Regions from separate parts of the Homo sapiens genome. Here region 2 is linked to region 1. The links are chromatin loops, found by intact Hi-C in ENCODE. Cell type or tissue: CD14-positive monocyte. All regions are shown on one strand. Each heading gives the region's core, and the rest is flanking DNA. Links, peaks and the distances in the headings are about the cores only.

The links. Peaks named below come from ENCODE experiments on the same cell type or tissue, not always from the same donor. Only the 100,000 strongest peaks of a DNase experiment are listed, where the experiment ranks them.
Region 2: a loop joins it to region 1, with 4 times the contacts of the local background. A loop is called at or near these places in 3 of 110 quality-filtered maps.

Annotation. Positions count from the first base shown.
Region 1 is chr3:53,097,747-53,108,884 of GRCh38, reverse strand. RFT1 (RFT1 glycolipid translocator homolog) reads left to right here. Exons shown (of 13, transcript NM_052859.4): 8 at 2,016-2,066; 9 at 3,082-3,212; 10 at 4,788-4,932; 11 at 9,399-9,504. Among named protein-coding and RNA genes, the nearest start is that of RFT1, 27 kb to the left of the region's middle. RefSeq lists enhancers at 5,569-6,070, 6,070-6,119. In CD14-positive monocyte, for the core only: no CTCF peak of the experiment used is centred there; DNase peaks (open chromatin) are centred at 3,914, 4,774, 5,534 and 6,024; H3K4me3 peaks cover 2,665 bases; H3K27ac peaks cover 3,250 bases.
Region 2 is chr3:53,243,817-53,252,283 of GRCh38, reverse strand. The region is part of intron 1 of TKT (transketolase); the gene reads left to right. Among named protein-coding and RNA genes, the nearest start is that of TKT, 8.0 kb to the left of the region's middle. In CD14-positive monocyte, for the core only: no CTCF peak of the experiment used is centred there; DNase peaks (open chromatin) are centred at 2,123 and 2,393; H3K4me3 peaks cover 4,173 bases; H3K27ac peaks cover 5,000 bases.

The sequences.
Region 1 (11,138 bases), core at 3,729-8,728:
CCAGCCTGGCTAGCACAGTGAAACCCCATCTCTACTAAAAATACAAAAATTAGCTGGGCGTGGTGGCAGGCGCCTGTTATCCCAGCTACTCGGGAGGCAGAGGTTGCAGTGAGCCCAGATAGCACCATTGCACTCCAGCTTGGGCGACAAGAGCGAAACTCTGTCTCAAAAAAAAAAAAAACCATTTAAAGATATGAAAGCAAGCTGGGTGTGTTGGCTTATGCCTGTAATCCCAGCACTTTGGGAGGCCGAGGTGGGAGGTCAGGAGTGCAAGACCAGTCTGGCCAACATGGGGAAACCCCGTCTCCACTAAAAAATAAAAAAAAACATTAGCTGGGGATGGTGGCGGGTGCCTGTAATCCCAGCTACTCAGGAGGCTGAGGCAGAAGAATCGCTTGAACCCAGGAAGCAGAAGTTGCAGTGAACGAGATCGTGCCACTGCACTCCAGTCTGGGTGACAGATCAAGACTATGTCTCAAAAAAAAAAAAAAAAAAGATATGAAAGCAGAGACTGATTTAAGAGCTGTGTTTGAGGCCAGGCACAGTGGCTCACACCTGCAATCCAAGCACTTTGGGAGGCCAAGGCAGGTGAATCACTTGAGGTCAGGAGTTCGAAACTGGCCTGGCCAACATGGTGAAACCCATCTACTAAAAATACAAAAAAAAAAAAGTGCTGGGCTTGGTGGTGGACACCTGTAATCCCAGCTACTCAGGAGGCTGAGGCAGGAGAATCTCTTATGTCTGGGAGGCAGAGGTTGCAGTGAGCTGAGATCGCGCCACTGCACTCTAGCCTGGGCGACAGAATAAGACTCTGTCTCAAAACAACAACCACAACAAAACAAAACTGTATTTGCAGAAGCTGGAACTGTTAGCAGTGAGGGTGGATCCAAGCAGCACAGAGACACAGGCCTGTGAGGACCTGCAGTGGTCCCTACCACAAACACAGTGGCAGGGGCTTGGAGAGAGAGTCAGGGTGGGAGAAAGTCTTGAGAGAAGATCCTCACTGCTTCTAGCCTCTTGATGCTTTCCTTTTTTAGCAAGTTACTAGGAGGTGAGAATTTGCCCTTCAGGGCGTGGGCACTGTTTAGTGCTCCTTTTCCATAGTGGTCAACACTTTTTCTTCATAGATGAGAAACTTCATGAAAGCCAAGGGGATGGGGGCCCTGGCTGGTGTCTTCACCTTGAAGGCATTAGACTGTCTTAAATTTGAATCATGAACTCAGACGTGAGTTCATGATTCAAATCTAAGACAGTCTAATGCCTTGCCAGCCCCCAGGGAGCTGTCTCCACCCCTGAGGAACCTTTGGATAAGCTTGTGCATATAATCATGGACTCTTCACAGATAATTTACGCTCAGATTATCTGACCTCCCCTTAAGACTTGGGACTATCATCTTCATTATTAACATTTAATAATCTCCACATACTTTTTTAAAAACTTATTTTTAGGGCTGGGCGTGGTGGCTTACGCCTGTAATCCCAGCACTTTGGGAGGCTGAGGTGGGCAGATCACGAGGTCAGGAGATCGAGACCATCCTGGCTAACACAGTGAAACCCCATCTCTACTAAAAATACAAAAAAAATTAGCCGGGTGCGGTGGCGGGCGCCTGTAGTCCCAGCTGCTCGGGAGACTGAGGCAGGAGAATGGCATGAACCCAGAAGGCAGAGCTTGCAGGGAGCCGAAATCGTGCCACTGTACTCCAGCCTGGGTGACAGAGCGAGACTCCGTCTCAAAAAAAAAAAAAAAAACCTTTTTAGACTTGTTTTATTTTTATTTTTTTTTATTTGTAATTTAACTGGCTTGGAGATTTGCTGTCAATAAAGTCCTCAGCACTTTCCAAATTGTTACTCTGAGATTATTTGAAATCAACATTAGGACAAGGACATGTCTTTAACTGATTACCTAGTATTTCTCCTTTATTTGTCAGCTGGAAAAGTTGATAGCTGGTGAGAGAAAGGAAACAATAAAGTAATGTGCATTTGACATTGCTAATTATTTTGCTTTTTTGTTTATAGGCGAGCGATATGTGATGACATTTTTGAATGTATTGAACTTTGGTGATCAGGGTAAGATGAAATTCTGTAGTGTTTTAATTAAAGGTGAACACTATTAATAGATACTTCCTAATATTTTTCTCTGATATATTTAATGAAAGATGAACCTGAAGATTAAAGAAAATCCTGAAGATTGTAAATTGTAGGTCTTTGTACTGACTATGCCCTCCAACATGACTTTGGTGTCAGGTATTCTGGTGAGACCCCGGCCCTCTATTTTGCCTCCTGAGAGCTCTGGTGTTCATTTTGGGAGGTGGGAGGTGCCAAGAGAGGAGAAAAGGGAGCTCACTGTCACAGCCACAAAAATCTGCCCCATGTTTGTGTGGCTAGATAGTCTTTCAGTATTTTCATTTTTATCTTTTAATGTAATCCCAAAGTAACTGAAATCAAATAGAAAAACATCAACTTTGCATTAATGACCTGTATAAGAAAGTACTGTTGATGGAAGCATTCTGTATCTTGACTGTATCATCGTTGGTATCCTGGTTGTGATATTGTACTATAGTTTTACAAAATGTTACCACTGGGTAAAGGGTATATATGGGATCCCTCTATTACTTCCTATTTTTTTGTCTTTTTTATTTATTTTTTATTTTTTGAGACAGGGTCTCATTCTATTGCCCAGGCTGGAGTGCAGTGGTACCATCACAGCTCACTGCAGCCTCAACCTCCTGGGCTTGGGTGATCCTCCCACCTCAGCCTCCCAAATAACTGGGACTACAAATGCACACCACCACGCCTGGCTAAATTTTTCCATTTTTGTAGAGACAGGGTTTTTCCGTGTTTCCCAGGCTCATCTCAAACTCCCTGGCTCAAGCAGTCCACCCACCCTGGCCTCCCAAAGTGCTGGGATTATAGGCATGAGCCACCGTGCCTGGCCACTATTACTTCTTATAACTCTGTGTGAATCTATAATTATCTCAAGATAAACAAACTTTAATGAAAATATTAAATAATTTTAATAGTGCTATAAAAATTAAAATAGAAAAACCAACATGATTGTTGTTTCTTCTTTTTTGTTTTGTAGGTGTGTATGATATAGTGAATAATCTTGGCTCCCTTGTGGCCAGATTAATTTTCCAGCCAATAGAGGAAAGTTTTTATATATTTTTTGCTAAGGTGCTGGAGAGGGGAAAGGATGCCACACTTCAGAAGCAGGTAATGTTGGTTCTTATGTCATCTCTCAAGTGAATTCTCCCTTTAATTGCAAGACAGACAGGAGTGTGAAGCAGTCTGTTTCTCTTCTGTTTGATCAGGAATTTTCTTATAGATTTCATTCTTCTATTACATTCTTCATGATAGTGGGACCCAGGGCTCACCTCTTCTTTCGTGGCCTTCTTGCTTTGCTCTTGGCTGTCCCTTCCTTCTCACACCTTTGTTATTCGTTGTGACCTTACTCTTTTTGGGGGGGGGGGCGGGGATAGAGTCTTGCTCTGACGCCCAGCCTGGAGTGCAGTGGCATGACCTCGGCTCACTGCAACCTCCACCTCCCAGGTTCAAACGATTCTCCTGCCTCAGCCTCCTGAGTAGCTGGGACTACAGGCATGCGCCACCACACCCAGCTAATTTATGTATTTTTAGTAGAGATGGGGTTTTGCCATGTTGGCCAGGCTGCTCTTGAACTCCTGACTTCAGGCAGTCTGCCCACCTCAGCCTCCCAAAGTGCTAGGATTACAGGTGTGAGCCCCCATACCTGGCCATGTGACCTTACTCTTGATCCAGCCCTCTCAGGACTCTAAAGCTGTCCCCATTGCCCTGCAGATGCCCAGCCATGGGCTAGTCTTAGGCGTAAGAATGCTTCCCTTATCCTCAGAGTCTCAAGAGCCAAAGGATGCAGAAGTTGGAGCCAGGCTAATCAAGGGCATAGGGAGGAGAGGAAGTGGTTGTTGGCTTTCGCTCACCACACCAATTATTTAAGCTTCTTACAACTGGGACATGCCCAGAGCTACACTCTGACTGTAAGATTCTGTATACTCGGGTTGGTAAATACAGAAGAAGAGATTTTAATCTAGGAGTATTTTGTTGTAGGAGCTTCACTTTTTCCAAAACCACTGAAAATGTCTGACTTTTCTTAGAATAGCAAGCTAGTTCAGCCTCTTGCTTGTCTTAGAAGAAATTTAGTAAAATACAGTTTATGCACAATATCTCAAAATGAGCTAATCTGGTACTCAGTCTGATTTAGGAATATTTTCCTAAGAGTACCTTCACAGTATCATCATAATTTTGGAATGTTTAGCAGGAGAAGCACAGAGCTGGCTAGTGTATATGAAAACTTGCTGCACATTTAAGAATAAATATTAGTGGTCTGGTGCAGTGGCTCATGCCTGTAAGCCTCACGCTTTGGGAGGCCAAGGCAGGAGGATTGCTTGAGGCCAGGAGTTTGAGATTAGCCTGGTCAACATAGTGAGACTCCCTTCTCTATTTCTATTTAAAAAAAAAAAAAAGAACAAATATCAGAGGGGAAAGTGAGTGTTTCCTAAGCAATATTTGAAACAATTTATCCCAAGTGAATTGAAAACTAACCCTCCCCCTTACGACCTAAGGAGACACACACTTTTTCCTTCATTTGCTAACTGACGTGAAAACAAACACACTACAAAAAAATAGTGATATCCATCACGCTGTTGGAAGAGTGAACTGTAAAACAGTGAAGGGAGAAGGCCAGACGTGAAGGATGAAGGTTTTCTTCAGCTCATGATTCATCCAACTTCCTTCCCTCTTCCCTGGCCCCAGGAGGACGTTGCTGTGGCTGCTGCAGTCTTGGAGTCCCTGCTCAAGCTGGCCCTGCTGGCCGGCCTGACCATCACTGTTTTTGGCTTTGCCTATTCTCAGCTGGCTCTGGATATCTACGGAGGGACCATGCTTAGCTCAGGATCCGGTACGCACAAGAGTTTTTCTGGATTTTTTCTGATTTCCCAACATAAATAGAAGAGTCACGAAATTCAAGAACTTGTGCACACACAGTTGTTATCTGTGTCAGTGTAGGGAAAACTGTCTGGTGGCAGGGGCTGTGGGACTGTTCCCCTCGTTCAACTCCAGACACACACTCAAGGTATAGGCAGGGGCGTTGGCGCCAGGACAATCAGCTTCCCCAGCCTCACTTGGAGAAGTTATTAGGACTTCTCCTTGCTGTTGGCTTTCCTCTCGGGCCTAGAATGTGTTTTGCCAAGCGCTTCCCTGTGCTCCCTCTGGGGTGAGGGAGGAAGGCAGAGGGCAGACGGTAATGAGTCTCCACTTGGTACTAAACACATCTGAAGATAGTAAATGCCACATAAATCTCCCAGCCTAGTGCATAAAAGCCTCTGAAGGATAACCCAAAGCCATTTGCAGAGAATAAAATTGATCTCTGCAAATAAAATGGTATATTTAATCCAGTGACTCTCAGTTTTTGAAGAAGAAAAGTATTGAATGTGTCTAATTTTGAAACACCAGGCCGCTGAGGATCTCACAGCACTTGTTAGGTCTTGGGGACTTCATCAATTTCAAAATGTGCTGGGCTGTAAGCTGGCAGTCCATTTGCAGTGCTTCATCTTGGGTTTAGCAAAGATGTTTTTAATTTCTCAGGTCGCTGGACAAGAACGCTGAGGACTTCTTTCTGCTGCCCCATCTCAATATAAAGGGCTTTGTCAAATGCCATTTTACAAGTTCACTAGCATGTTTTAGTCTCCACTACAATGGGGCCCAAACTTTTGGTGTTAGGGGAGGAAGGGCCAGGTTTCTATACCAGAGCAAAGGTCATTAAGTTTGGAGAAACACCTGCTGTGAAACCAGTGAAGTGGTTTGCAGCTCCCTGGGGCTTGTGCTGTGAGAAGTGTATTTCCATCTGGCAGCTGTGGGGAGGCCTCATGAGGAAGGCATTAGTAAGTTTATGGGCAGAGATTGGGAACTCGACTATTCTGTAGCAGCTCTTCCCCTTTAGAAAGCAATCACCAAGGAGCAGCCTCTAATGTCACACAATCACAGGGCGTTGCCTCAAGGAGGGGGCTGTCCCATCATTATCATGACTCAGCCCATCATCTTAGTTTTGAAAGTGGAACTCGCAACACTGCTGTCCCCAGTTGTGTACTTGTCTTTGTCTTCACCCTGGAAGTGGACTACTTACCTGTGAGCTGTACTGGCCATCTCCAGATGTGGGACTCGGACACAGCACGGACAGGCTTTTGTGTAGGGGTGTGGCTTCTCTTCCGTTGTTTGGGATTAGCCCTGCATTTAATTAGGGTCTTTGTAAGTGTTCTAGAGGCTTTTCTTAGAAATCCTTCTCACACCTAGCTTTGCTTTGCTTTTTCTTTTCTTTTCTTTTTTCTTGGTAACTCACAGAACAACACCTAGCTTTTCTATCCTTAAGCAAAACCCACACATTCACAGAATTTCCCCAAGATTTCTTACATTTCTCTCTTAGGTGCTTCTCTCTTGTCCCTCTGCCTTTTACTTTTTTCCTTCTCTATCCCCTTGTCTTAATGAACTAGGGCTGCCATGACAAAGTACCACAGACTGCGTGGCTTTAAACAACAGAACATATTGTCCGTCAGTTCTGGAGGCCAGAAGTGCACAATGAAGCTATGGCCAGGGCCGTGTTCTCTCTGAAGGCTCGAGGAGAGGCCCCTTCCTACCTCTTCTAGTTGCTAATGGTTGCTGGCATCCTGGCGTTCCTTGACTTGCAGCTGCAGTACTGCGGTCACATGGCTGTGTTCTCTCTGTCTTCACGTCATCATCCCCCTTGCGCTCTTCACGTCATCATCTCCCTGCACGTGTCTGCCTCAATGCAAGTTTCCCCCACTTTTTTTTTTTTTTAGTGAGATGAAGTCTCACTCTATCACCCAGGCTGGAGTACAGTGGTGTGATCTCGGCTCACTGCAGCCTCCACCTCCCGGGTTCAAGAGACTCCCGCCTCAGCCTCCCGAGTAGCTGAGATTACAGGCACACCCTACCACACCCGACTAAGTTTTTGTATATTTAGTAGAGACGGGGTTTCGCCATGTTGGCCAGGCTGGTCTCAAACTCCTGACCTCAGATGATCTGCCCCCCTTCAGCCTCCCAAAGTGCTGAGATTACAAGCATGAGCCACTGCACCTGACCAAGTTTCCCCTTTTTATAAGGACACCTGTCATATAGGATCAGGGCCTGCCCTAATGACCTCATTTTAACTCAGTTTTCTTCATGAACACCCTGTTTCCAAATAAGGACAGATTCTCAGGTACCACTGGTCAGGACATTAACATATCTATTTTGGGGGGACAGTTCAACTTAAAACACCCCTCAATTCAGTCTACAATCGAAGGTTGGTTCCATTCTTGAATTCCCCAAATGGACACAAAACCCTTTACGTGAGTCACTGATTGGTGCCAGAGTTTGTGTTCTCCATGCCTCACGACAGCCCACTGTTCACCTACTGATGGGCCCTCCTGTGCCATTAGCGTTCAGTTACCACGTAAGGAGGCCCCCCACTCTTCTCTGCTTCTGCCAGGGAGAGGAGGTTGGGGAGAAGCAGGAGGCACACTTGAGCATAGCCTTGAGCCTCCCGGGTGCAGAGCCTGGTCCCCGCCTCCCTTCCTGGAGTCACCGTCAGCTGGGGTGGGGGCCAGGCTACTTCCTGCAGCGGCTTGACAAGCAAAATGCAATGTGAGGTGATAAACATGGAATCTGAGACAGGGCCGTGGAAAACGGTTTTTTGTTGAGCGTCGGGGCTGCCCTGTTAGTATTCCTTTTATAATTTTGTGACTGCCATAAAACTGTTTAGGGGTCCCACAGCATGGAGATCTTTTGTATTAAACAGCTTTCATAAACCCTGAATGAGTTCCAGATTCTGAGACTCCGGAACTTCAGTCCCCCTCCTTTTCTTTCAGTGGTTATGTGTTTTTTTTGGGAGTTTTTTTTCTCCCTTTGTTGAGGTATAATTTACATAAAGTAAAATGCTGTTCTCTTAAGAGTACAGTTTGGTAAGTTTTGACAAATATGTACAAAAAATCCCATGTAACTACCAAACAGATTCAGACATAGAATATCTCCATTTCCCCAGAAAGTTCTTTTGGGACCCTTTCTAGTCAACTACCCCACTCCACCTCAGAGACAAAGAGAAATCAGAAGAAATCTGATTTCTATCACCATGGATCAGTATTTCTTTTAAAAGTAATTTTATATCAATGAAATGCAGCATGTGCGCTCTTGCATTTGGCATATTTCCTTCAATATAAAGTTTTTGAGATTCTTCCATGGTTTCGCATGGATCAGTGATTTTTATTATCTTTTCTTGCTAAGTATTCCTTTGTGTGGATGGCCCACGTTTTGTTTATTCTTTCTTCTGTTGATGGTCAGTTTTGGCTATTATGAATCAAACTGCTACAGATGCTTTTGTGTAAGTGTTTTTGTGAACATGTGTGTTCATTTCTGTTGGATATATACCTAGGGGTGCAATTGCTGGGTCGTAGGTTAGGTGTTTGTTTATTTTATTAGGTGCTTGATTATGGCCCTCTTAAAAGGGGGGAATCAATCCCATTTGTAAGCCTCCTGTTCTCTGCTTAGAAGATTTTTCCGAAGCTTGTTAGCTATAGAACTGCATTACTTTGTTTTAGAAGAAAATACTATTATGGGCACTGGTTCTCACTTTGGATTTGTGTAATTTTCTGCTGGTCCTGGGCCCCTGGCTTTTGTTAAAGGTCTTTTCTTCAGGACCTGCTCAACTGAGATTCCCTTAACATGCAGGGTCACTACTGACTTTGAGTCCAAACCAGCAGGCCTATTCATGCTGATGAAAAAAGGGAACAGACTTGCTTGCTAGCCAGATAAGCTTTTAGTTGTCCAGCAAGAGATCTGTACATTTATTCATAATTGTTCTTTTTTGTGTGTGTGATAAGGTCTTGTTCTGTCACCCAGGCTGGAGTGCAGTGGCACTATCATGGCTCACTGCAGCTCTGACCTCCCCAGACTCAGGTGATCCTCCCACCTCAACCTCCCGAGTAGCTGGGACTACAGGCATGCCCACCACACACAGCTAACTTTTGTATTTTTGGTAGACACGGGGTTTCATCATGTTGCCCAGGCTGGTCTCTAACCTCTGGGCTCTAGCAGTCTGCTGGCCTTGGGCCTCCCAAAGTGCTAGGATTACAGGTGTGAGCCACCGTGCCCAGCCTGTCATTTTGTTTTTTGCTGATTATTTAGTCAATGCCATAGAATGTTGGGAATCCTTCTAGATTATTAAGACCCTGGGCTCTAGCATGCAGTCTGCCCATTGCTGATACCAGCAGACCTCATAGTCTGGTTCTGGTTCTCTGGGTACTCAGCAGCACTGAGGGTACATGTGGGCCTTCTGATTGGGCTCTGGAGTCTCAGTGAGTTGTTTCCTTGTAGGTCCTGTTTTGCTGCGTTCCTACTGTCTCTATGTTCTCCTGCTTGCCATCAATGGAGTGACAGAGTGTTTCACATTTGCTGCCATGAGCAAAGAGGAGGTCGACAGGTGGGTAACCTAGCAGGTACACCTTTAATCATGGCCTTCAGCCAAAATGAAATAACTTGTCAAGCTTTTTGCTTTTCGTTCTGAACATGCATTTACAGATGGCTGTTTTAGAGGCAACACTTAGTCCACCAGTGTGGTGCTCCCCTGGGATCTCTGTGGCACCAGCATGGTTCAGCAAGTGCTCCCCACTGTAGGGCTGGGAGGCAGCAACTACTCTTTGCCTCCCCTTTGTGGAGGAAGAAACATCGGCTCTGAAAGGTTACATTAGTCCAGGTTTGCAGAGTCAGGCACCAGACAAGCTAGATTTCCATTCCTCCACCTCCTTGCTCACCCCAGAAGAGTGGTCCTCCAGTAAGTTACTGAGGAGCTTCTTCAAGATGCACATTCCTACCCCTGAGAACCTGATTGGTGGGTCTTTGAGAATCTCAGGGATTCTGTGACACTTCTCCTGAGAAAAGCCCAAGTGCACACATACATCTCATCTTGCCATAATTTTTTCTCAACTCTTGACTCCAGATCAGGATTCCTGTCCTGGAATCCCCTACCAGTGGTTCTTTTTTTTTTTTTTTTTTTTTTTTTGAGATGGAGTCTCGCTCTGTCGCCCAGGCTTGAGTGCAGTGGCGCAGTCTCTGCTCACTGCAAGCTCTGCCTCCCAGGTTCACGCCATTCTCCTGCCTCAGCCTCCCAGGTAGCTGGGACTACAGGCGCGTGCCACCATGCCTGGCTAATTTTTTGTATTTTTAGTAGAGATGGGGTTTCACCGTGTCAGCCAGGTTGGTCTCGATCTCCTGACCTTGTGATTCTCCCGCCTTGGCCTCCCAAAGTGCCGGGATTACAGGCATGAGCCACCGTGCCCAGCCTCATGGGGGTTTTCATGCTGCCTCTGTAACCTTGATTGCTGGTGAGGGCCCTCAGAAGCCTGGCCATGGGGTGGGATGGGGAGGGAGTGTCTCAAATGGGGACCCTTCCCCCTCCTCTGTGTGTGTCCTTTCCTGCGCTGGCTCATGTAAAAGATTGGGGACTTTGTTTGCTACACAGTGACTGAGAACTAGAGTCCAGACCAGCAGGTCTCAGTCCAGACTGATGAGATTCATCTAGGAATTTCTGGTCCACTCCTAGCCAAGCTGAATTAGAATCTTAGAAGGCTTGAGCCAGGGAATCTGTTTATTACACAGCTCTAGGCAATTCTGATTCTAGGGCTTTGGAAACTGCTGGCCCAGACCAGCTTTCACAGTAAAAACGACACGGAGCACTGTGACCTAGGACGCACTTAGGTGTGTGTGACTGAGACATGAGTTCACAAGGCAGGAAGTACCCCAGTTATGCGTAGGACACGCTGATGCTTTCTACTCTCTCTTCTATTTTGTTTTTCAAAAATGCCATGCCATTACCCTCTAAATTGATTCCCAGCCTAGTAGGTCACAACCCATAGTTTTAAAATAGTAGTCTAGATGTGGTTTTCACCTCAGATAGTTAAATTTATAGCTTTAGAGTAGAACTGCTTTGAGTCTATCCTCTTCTTTCCCTATGGATGAAAAAGTCTATTTCAATTTAGCTTTGAAAATACAATGTTTTTATTTGAAAGCTACTTCTAACATTGAATAACTTAAAAATATAATTGGAAACATGTGAAA
Region 2 (8,467 bases), core at 283-5,282, 150 kb before region 1:
CTCTGCAATGAGGCATAGAGTGAAGGCTCAGTCCGGAAGCCCTGGCCCAATCTGGGCTGTAGTCACAGCTAAAGTGACAGTTTGTCAGAATGTCCCCTTTTCTGGGGGAGCTCACAGGACTTTGATCCAGTTCTTTTTCTTTTGAGATGGAGTTTCACTCTTGTTGCCCAGGCTGGAGTGCAATGGTGCGATCTTGGCTCACCACAAACTCCGCCTCCCAGGTTCAAGCAATTCTCCTGCCTCAGCCTCCCAAGTAGCTGGGATTACAGGCATGCACCACCACGCCCGGCTAATTTTGTATTTTTACCCCGTAGAGACGGGGTTTCTCCATGTTGAGGTTGGTCTTGAACTCCTGACCTCAGGTGATCCGCCCGCCTCGGCCTCCCAAAGTGCTGGGATTATAGGCGTGAGCCACCGCTCCTGGCCCCTTTTCCTTTTTTCTTTTTTTTTAAGACAGGGTCTTGCTGTGTCACCCACCAGGTCTGGAGTACAGAGGCACAGTCATGGCTCCCTGCAGTCTTGAACTCCTAGGCTATAGCAATCCTGCCTCACCCTCCTGGGTAGCTGGGACCACAGACATGTGCTACCATGTCTAGCTTTGGTCCAATCTTTTGCTGGCCACTTACTGAGACAGGATTTGTACATTCTGTGAGGACCCAGGCTCGTTTCTCGATAGCTTTCCCATTCCTATGCCATTGCTGACCCGTGTGCAGTGAACCTCACCAGGCCCAGGAAGCAGGGACACTGGCCTCTGTCAGGAGTTGGGCCTGGAGGTGAAGGGACAGACCTCACAGAAGGCTCTTTGTTGAGGCAGCGCCCACAGTGGCTAGAGCTTCTCTGGGGTCATCTCCTTCCATGGGCTGAAGGAATTATGGCAAGGGTCCAGCTCATCCTGGCTTTAAAAAAACAAAACCCCAGTGGCCTTGTCAGAAGTGGCCTGGATGCTGAGGCTGGTGGCAAAGATTTCTCAGTTCTCACCAGGGCCAGACTGTGGTGTTATCCAAACAGTGCAAGTGTCATCTGAGGACTCCATCACAGTCAGGCCTGATTCAAAAGGGAAGGTGGTCTGTGCTTTCAACAAGTCCCCCCAGGGTTTCTGACCCACAGCTTTGGGGAGGTTAATGCCTGGCCAGTCCTGGCTGGTGGACACAGGAGATGAGTCCAACCCTGGCTCTGTTCCTAGTGGCTGTGCCTTTGTCAGAAAGGCCCTTCCGGCCAGGTGCGGTGGCTCATGCCTGTATTCACAGCACTTTGGGAGGCCAGGGTGGGAGGATTGCTTGAGCCTGGGAGTTCAGGACCAAACTGGGCAACATAGTGAGACCTCATCTCTACAAAAAAAAGAAAGAGCTGTGCATGTGCCTGTAGTCCCAGCTACTTGGGAGGCTGAGGTGTGAGGATCACTTGAGCCCAGGAGTTCAAGGCTGCAGTGAGTTATGATCATGGCTCTGCACTCCAGCCTGGGCAACAGTGAAACCCTGGCTCTTAAAAAAACAAAACAAAACAAAAAAACCTTCCTATCTCAGGTTCTCAGTTGCCCAGGCTAGAATGCTGTGGCGTGATCTCTGCTCACTGCAGCCTCCGCCTCCTGGGCTCAAATGATGCCCTCATCTCAGCCTCACAAGTAGCTGGGACCACAGGCATGAGCCACTATGCCTTGGCTAATTTTTGTATTTTTTGTAGAGTTGAGGTTTTGTCATTTTGCCCAGGCTGGTCTCAAACTCCTGGGCTTAAGCGATCCACCTGCCTCAGCTTCCCTAGAGTACTGGGATTACAGGCCATTTTCTCCATCTTGAAAGGAGAGGTTCATGGATAGGTGGTTTCAAACTGGGTGCCTCAGGAGTAGGGCTGGGGATGGAGTGAGTGGGCTCCGGGGTCCCACCGCCCGCTGTTGCTGATTTTACATCCTGGTGCTCTTTGTGCCCTTAAAGTGGCTGGGGTTGTATCCCAGTTTACCCAGCTCTGACATCCAGGTGCTTTGGCTGAAGGCTTGAGGGCCTCCTGGGGTCTCTGGCCCCATGTGGCTCCGCCTCTCTGGGCCTGTTTCTGTTTTTGGGCTGCCTCAGGACCCATCCTGGCCCTGACTGAGGCAAGAGCATGACCGTTGAGATTGCCCCAGCAGCAGCATTTCCTCACTCAGTGTGAAGACACTGGCCACCCTGGGGTGGCTTGGTTCTCTGCCCGAGTGACCTCTCCTCTGCAGGGCTGGTGGTCGGTGTTTTAAGAAACTGGAAGTGAAGTACAGCACCTAGTTAGGATCTGGCTGAGACTTTGTCGTGGCTTCCTATGGACTCTAACTGATGTCCGGCCCCTGTTGTGGCTCTGACCCCTCAACATTCATTGTCTCTTGTGGCAGGCTTGTTGTCACTGTCGCCTAGTTCCACAAAATCAGGAACTCCCTTCTTGCCACAGACCAGTTTGCCCTGGGTGCTGGGGACACTTCTAGAGGTCAGGGACCTGCACAGAGCTAGGTCCTCAGGCAGGCTCTGCTCCTGCCCTGAATGGAGAGGCAAGGTAGGGGAGAGAGGATGTGCTGGGAGCTGGGGTGAGCCCACCTGCAGATGGGGGTTGCTCAGAAGTCAGTTGCATTTGTGCACTGGGTGGAATCTCCGAGGACTACACAGCTGGAAGGGAAGTGTGGACGCCCAAGAACTTCCTCTACTGAGCTCTCCTAGCACCTTTTTCTTCATTTATTTGTTTGTTTGACAGAGTCTCGCTCTGTCACCCAGGCTGGAGTGCAGTGGGGCGGCGATCTTGGCTCACTGTAACCTCCACATCCTAGGTTCAAGCGATTTTCTGCCTCAGTCTCCCAAGTAGCTGGGATTACAGGTGCATGCCACCACTGCCCAGCTAATTTTTGCATTTTCAGTAGGGATGGGGTTTCACCATGTTGGCCAGGCTGGTCTTGAATTCCTGACCTCAGGTGATCCTCCCGCCAGCCTTGGCCTCCCAAAGTGTTGGGATTACAGGCGTGAGCCACTGCTCCAGGCCCTTTTTCTTTTAAAAACAAATTTTTAGGCCAGGTGTGATAGCTCACACCTGTAATCCCAGCACTTTGGGAGGCCAAGGTGGGTGGATCATTTGAGGTCAGGAGTTCGAGACAGCCCAGCCAACATGGTGAAACCCTGTCTCTACTAAAAAATACAAAAAAAATGAGTCGGGCATGGTAGCAGGCACCTGTAACCCCAGCTACTCGGGAGGCTGAGGCATGAGAATCGCTTGAACCCGGGAGGCGGAGGTTGCAGTGAGCCAAGATTGTACCACTGCACTCCAGCCTGGGTGACAGAGTGAGAACTTGTCTCAAATAAATAAATAAATAAAAATAAAAACAAATTTCTAGCAGCTTGATTAAGGTATAATTGGCGTATCATAACATTGTAAGTGATTTTAATGAATTTGCAGAGATTTACTACAAAAATTTACCACATCTCCTAAAAGATCTCTTCTGGACATTTGCTGTCACTCCCCATTTCCACCCCCAGTCCTGGGCAACCACTAATCTAATTTTCTGTCTCTAAATTTAACTCTTCTAGACATTTCATATAAATGCAATTATACAGAATGAGTTCTTTTGGGTCTGGCCTCTTAGCATAATTTTTAGAGGGTCATCCATGTTGTAACATGAATCAGTACTTTGTTCCTTTTTTTTGGGGGGTGGGGGGCAGGGTCTCCACTGTGTCCCGAAGCTGGAGTGCAATGGCACAGTCATGGCACACTGCAGCCTCAACCTCCCGGGATCAAGCAGTCTTCCCAGCTCAGCCTCCTAAGTAGCTGGGAGGCACTCACCACCATACACAGCTAATTTTAAAAATTATTTGTAGAGACAGGGTATGTTGCTGAGCCTGGTCTCAAATTCTGGGCTCAAGTCCTCTTCCTGCCTTGGCCTCTCAAAGTGCTGGAATTAACAGGCATGAGCCACCACGCCCAGCCCTTCATTTCTTTTTACGGCTGAATATTCCGTTGTGTGGACATAGTGCATTTTGTTTATCCATTCACCAGTTTTTCTTAGCATTTTGCTCTTATCCTAGCTCTGCTGCTGGCAGGCCGTGTGACTTTAGGCAAGTCACTTTCTGTGAACCTTAGTGGCCCCATCCTCCGAATGAAGCATAGTCTAATATTTACTGAGCAATTGCTAATTTCTATGCATGGTGCCACGTTCTGTACATACACACTACATCATTTAGTCAGATTCTTCTTTTACCTCCGTTTTATAGTGAGGAAACTGAGGCTCAAAGAGGTTACAGCCCCAAGGTTACTAGGATACATCATGTATTCATTTGTGCACTCAGTTTGTGCCTGGTACTATTCAAGCCTGTGGATACAACAGTGAAAGGCCCAAAGCTCTGTCCTCAAGGAGCTTGTATTGCAGTAGGGTAGACAGGCAATAACCACCTAATGTCAGGTGGCAAGCATGAGTGAGGGGAAGAAGAGCTATTTTAGACAGTGTGGTCAGGGAGGGCTTCTTGGAAGAGGTGACATGGGGCAGAGATCTGAAGAAACAACCTGAGGTCTGGAGCCAGAGGTTCTTTCCGGGCAGAAGCCAGCTCGGGTAGTTCAGGGCACAGGAAGAGCAAGAACTGCTTCTGATGTTCATTTCCACCCTGACATCCTGGGATTCTCTCCTGAGTATTTTTTTTTTTTTTTTTTTTTTTTGAGGTGGAGTCTGTTGCCTAGGCTGGAGTGCAGTGGTGCGATCTCGGCTCACTGCAGCCTCTGCCTCCCAGGTTCAAGCAATTCTCCTGCCTTAGCCTCCCATGTAAAGTAGCTGGGACTAGTGGCCCGCACCACCATGCCCAGCTAATTTTTGTGTTTTTAGTAGAGGCGGGGTTTTGCCATGTTGGCCAGGCCGGTCTTGAACTCCTGACCTCAGGTGCCTCAGGTGAGCCACCGCCCCTGGCCTCTTCTAAATTTTTTTTTTTTTTTTTTTTTGAGGCTGAGTTTCACTCTTGTCTCCCAGGCTGGAGTGCAATGGTGAGATCTCAGCTCACTGCAACCTCTGCCTCCCAGGTTCAAGCGATTCTCCTGCCTCAGTCTCCCAAGTAGCTGGGATTACAGGCACCCACCACCATGCCCAACTAATTATTGTATTTTTAGTAGAGACGGGGTTTCACCTTGTTGGCCAAGCTGGTCTCAGACTCCTGACCTCAGGTGATCCACCTGTCTCTGTCTCCCAAAGTGCTGGGATTATAGGCGTGAGCCACCTGAATATTTAAAAAAAAAAAAGTATATGCATAAAGAAGAAGATAAATGATGTACTCTTGTCATAAATAATGAACCTGTGTGTAGCTGCTCCCAGGATTAAGAACTAGTACATTACAGTGATTTTTGGAACTACAGTGGGTCCCTCCATCCTCATCTTCCCTTCCCCTGAGAAAGAACTATACCCTGAATTTTTTGTTTGTTATCATTCTATTGTTTTCCTTTTTTTTTTTTTTGAGACGGAGTTTTGCTCTTGTTGTCCAGGCTGGAGTGCAATGGCGCCATCTCGGCTCACTTCAACCTCCGCCTCCCGGGTTCAAACGATTCTCCTGTCTCAGCCTCCCGAGTAGCTGGGATTACAGGCATGTGCCACATGCCCGGCTAATTTTGTATTTTTAGTAGAGATGGGGTTTATCCGTGTTGGTCAAGCTGGTCTCAAACTCATGACCTCAGGTGATCTGCCCTCCTCGGCCTCCCAAAGTGCTGGGATTACAGGCTTGAGCCACCGCACCTGGCCTGTTTTCCTTGTAGTATATACAAAAAGACTTGTACATAAATCAATATGGTCTTCTTTGTTAAACAGATCCTTCTGCACTGTGCTTTTTTCACACTATATTTGGGAGAGAATATTGATACCGGATTTGTGAAGTGTAGCTCGCTCATTCTTACTGCTGTATAGTATCCCATTATATTAATATATTCCAGTTAACCTCGTCTATTGATAAACATATAAGTGAGTTCCAGGTCTTGCAATTGCAAACAATGCGGGGCAGCCCTGTTTGTGTTTCCTTTTTTTTGTTGTTGTTGTTGTTTTTTTCCTGAGATGGAGTCTCACTCTGTCACCGAGTCTAGAGTACAATGGCACGATCTTGATTCACTGCAACCTCAGCCTCCTGGGTTCAAGTGGTTCTCCTGCCTCAGCTTCCCAAGTAGCTGGGATTACGGGTGCCTGCCACCATGCCCAGCTAATTTTTGTATTTGTAGTAGATACAGGGTTTCACCATGTTGGCCAGGTTGGTCTCGAACTCCTGACCTCAGTTGATCCACCCACCTCAGCCTCCCAGAGTGCTGGGATTACAGGTGTGAGCCACTGTGCCCGGCCTGTTTGTGTTTCCTGTAGAATGTGTGGAACATGTGAGTACATTTCACTGTATGTTCCTACTGGTGAAGTTGCTGGGAGTTAAGGGATGTGCATCTTCGGCTACTGATCTGGTTTATTTTTAATGCTTGAAAGATTACTTAGGTTCTCTATTTCTTCTTGAGTCAGTTTTGGTAAATTATTTTCATTATTGTTATTATTTTTTAGACAGAGTCTCACTCTGTTGCCCAGGCTGGAGTGCAGTAGCATGATCTCGGCTCATTGCAACCCACGCCTCCGGGGTTCAAGCTATTCTCCTGCCTCAGCCTCCCAAGTAGCTGGGATTATAGGCATGTGCCACCACGCCCGGCTAATTTTTGTATTTTTAGTAGAGACGGGGTTTCACCATGTTGGCCAGGCTGGTCTTTGAGCCGCTGACCTCAGGTGATCTGCCTGCCTTGGCCTCCCAAAGTGCTGGAATTACGGGTGTGAGCTACCGCGCCCAACCTGACATCCATTATCTCTTGAAGGAGCCCATCTGGAGGGTGAGGGAGCCTCTCTGGCCTTTTCTTGCATAGAAACCTGTGAGCAGGTGGAGTGAGCACTAAAGCGATGACAGAGATTCTCCTGGCCAGGGGACATCTGGAAGAATATATATTGTCCTGGAGGGGAGTGGAGAGGGGGCTTTTTTTTTTTTTTTTTTGAGATGGAGTGTTACTCTTGTTGCCAAGGCTGGAGTGCAATGGTGCAATCTTGGCTCACTGCAACCTCTGGCTCCCAGGTTCAAGTGATTCTCCTGCCTCAGCTTCCCGAGTAGCTGGGATTACAGGCGTCCACCACCACACCTGGCTAATTTTTTGGTATTTTTAGTAGAGATGGGGTTTTACCATATTGGCCAGGCTGGTCTTAAACTCCTGACCTCAGGTGATCCGCCTGCCTTGACCTCCCAAAGTGCTGGGATTACAGGTGTGAGCCACTGCCCCCAGCCTGGAGGGGGCTTTAAGAGACTTTCTTTGGGCCTAGCTCTAAGCTTGCCACACCACCGTCACAGGTTGAACTAATTGGGGTTGTAAGTGGACTGTTTTGGTCAAGGCAGGGTGTGTTAGTTTTTTTTTTTTTTTTTTGAACAGTCAAGTGTGCTTGTTAGCCCTGTTTATCACAGAGTCAGGGTATACAGTAAGTACCCTGTAGCCCCTCCACCGTGCTCCTCACCCCATCTCTCGCCAGTGTTCACCCAGAGTTGTCACACACAGCACCACGGGATGGGGCGTCCACCTGCAGTTGTGCAGGCAGTCTGGAATGGCAGGAAAAACTCTGGCCCTGAGGAGGCCACAGGCTTAAATGTATGCCTTTGGCCCCAAAGGCCCGCTAGGAAGTTGAGCTTGAAAGTAACTGTCTCCTGTGTGCTCAGTGCTTTACAGTGTGCAGAGCCCGGTCTCAATCCTTGGTGTATTTCTCCCCTCTTGCCTGCCTGTGGCCAGCAGGAGTGGGTGGTGTCACCATCCCTGCCTGTAGATAAGAGCTGCAGGTGCTGAGAGGGTTGGCAGTGGTGGCGGCTGCTAGAGACCTGGGTACTGTGCATGCTGCGTTATCTCACTGTGTCTCCCAGACACTCTCCCAAGTGAAGAAGCTGAGCCCCGGGTTGACGAAGCACTTGTTGAAGTCACGAAGCCCAAGTGGCACAGCTCACCTCCCCAACCCAGGATGCTCTGCCGAGGGAGAGCCCCAAAAGCTCTGGGGAAGAGTGCGGGGACACCTGGCTCCTAAGCGTTCTTCTTTTGTGCGTGTTTACTTGGTAGAAGTGAAGAGAGTGGCCGCAGCAGGCTGGATGCAGCCTTTGGAAGGAATGAAAGGCTGCAGGCCTAGCAAGGAAGGCTTAAAATCAGCTGCACGTTCTACTTCTCACCCTTGGTCACCTCGCAGCTGACCTTCCTCTCTCCACGTTTACTCTATCTGGGCCTGGGTGTGCTTCTGCCACACACAGAAAGAGCCTGTGCCACACCATTTCTCCCTGGAACCCCTTCTGGTGGCCAATGGGACTGTCACCCCGGGGTGTCGAGGTGGATGGGGCAGGTGGAGCCCTGCACTTACCGTCCTTGTTCTTCCCCGGAACAGTTTGGCCCAGTGTCCACCCACATCCTTCTCCCACCAAGGATCCCTCCTAATGGGACCATGGCTTTAGAAACAGGACCC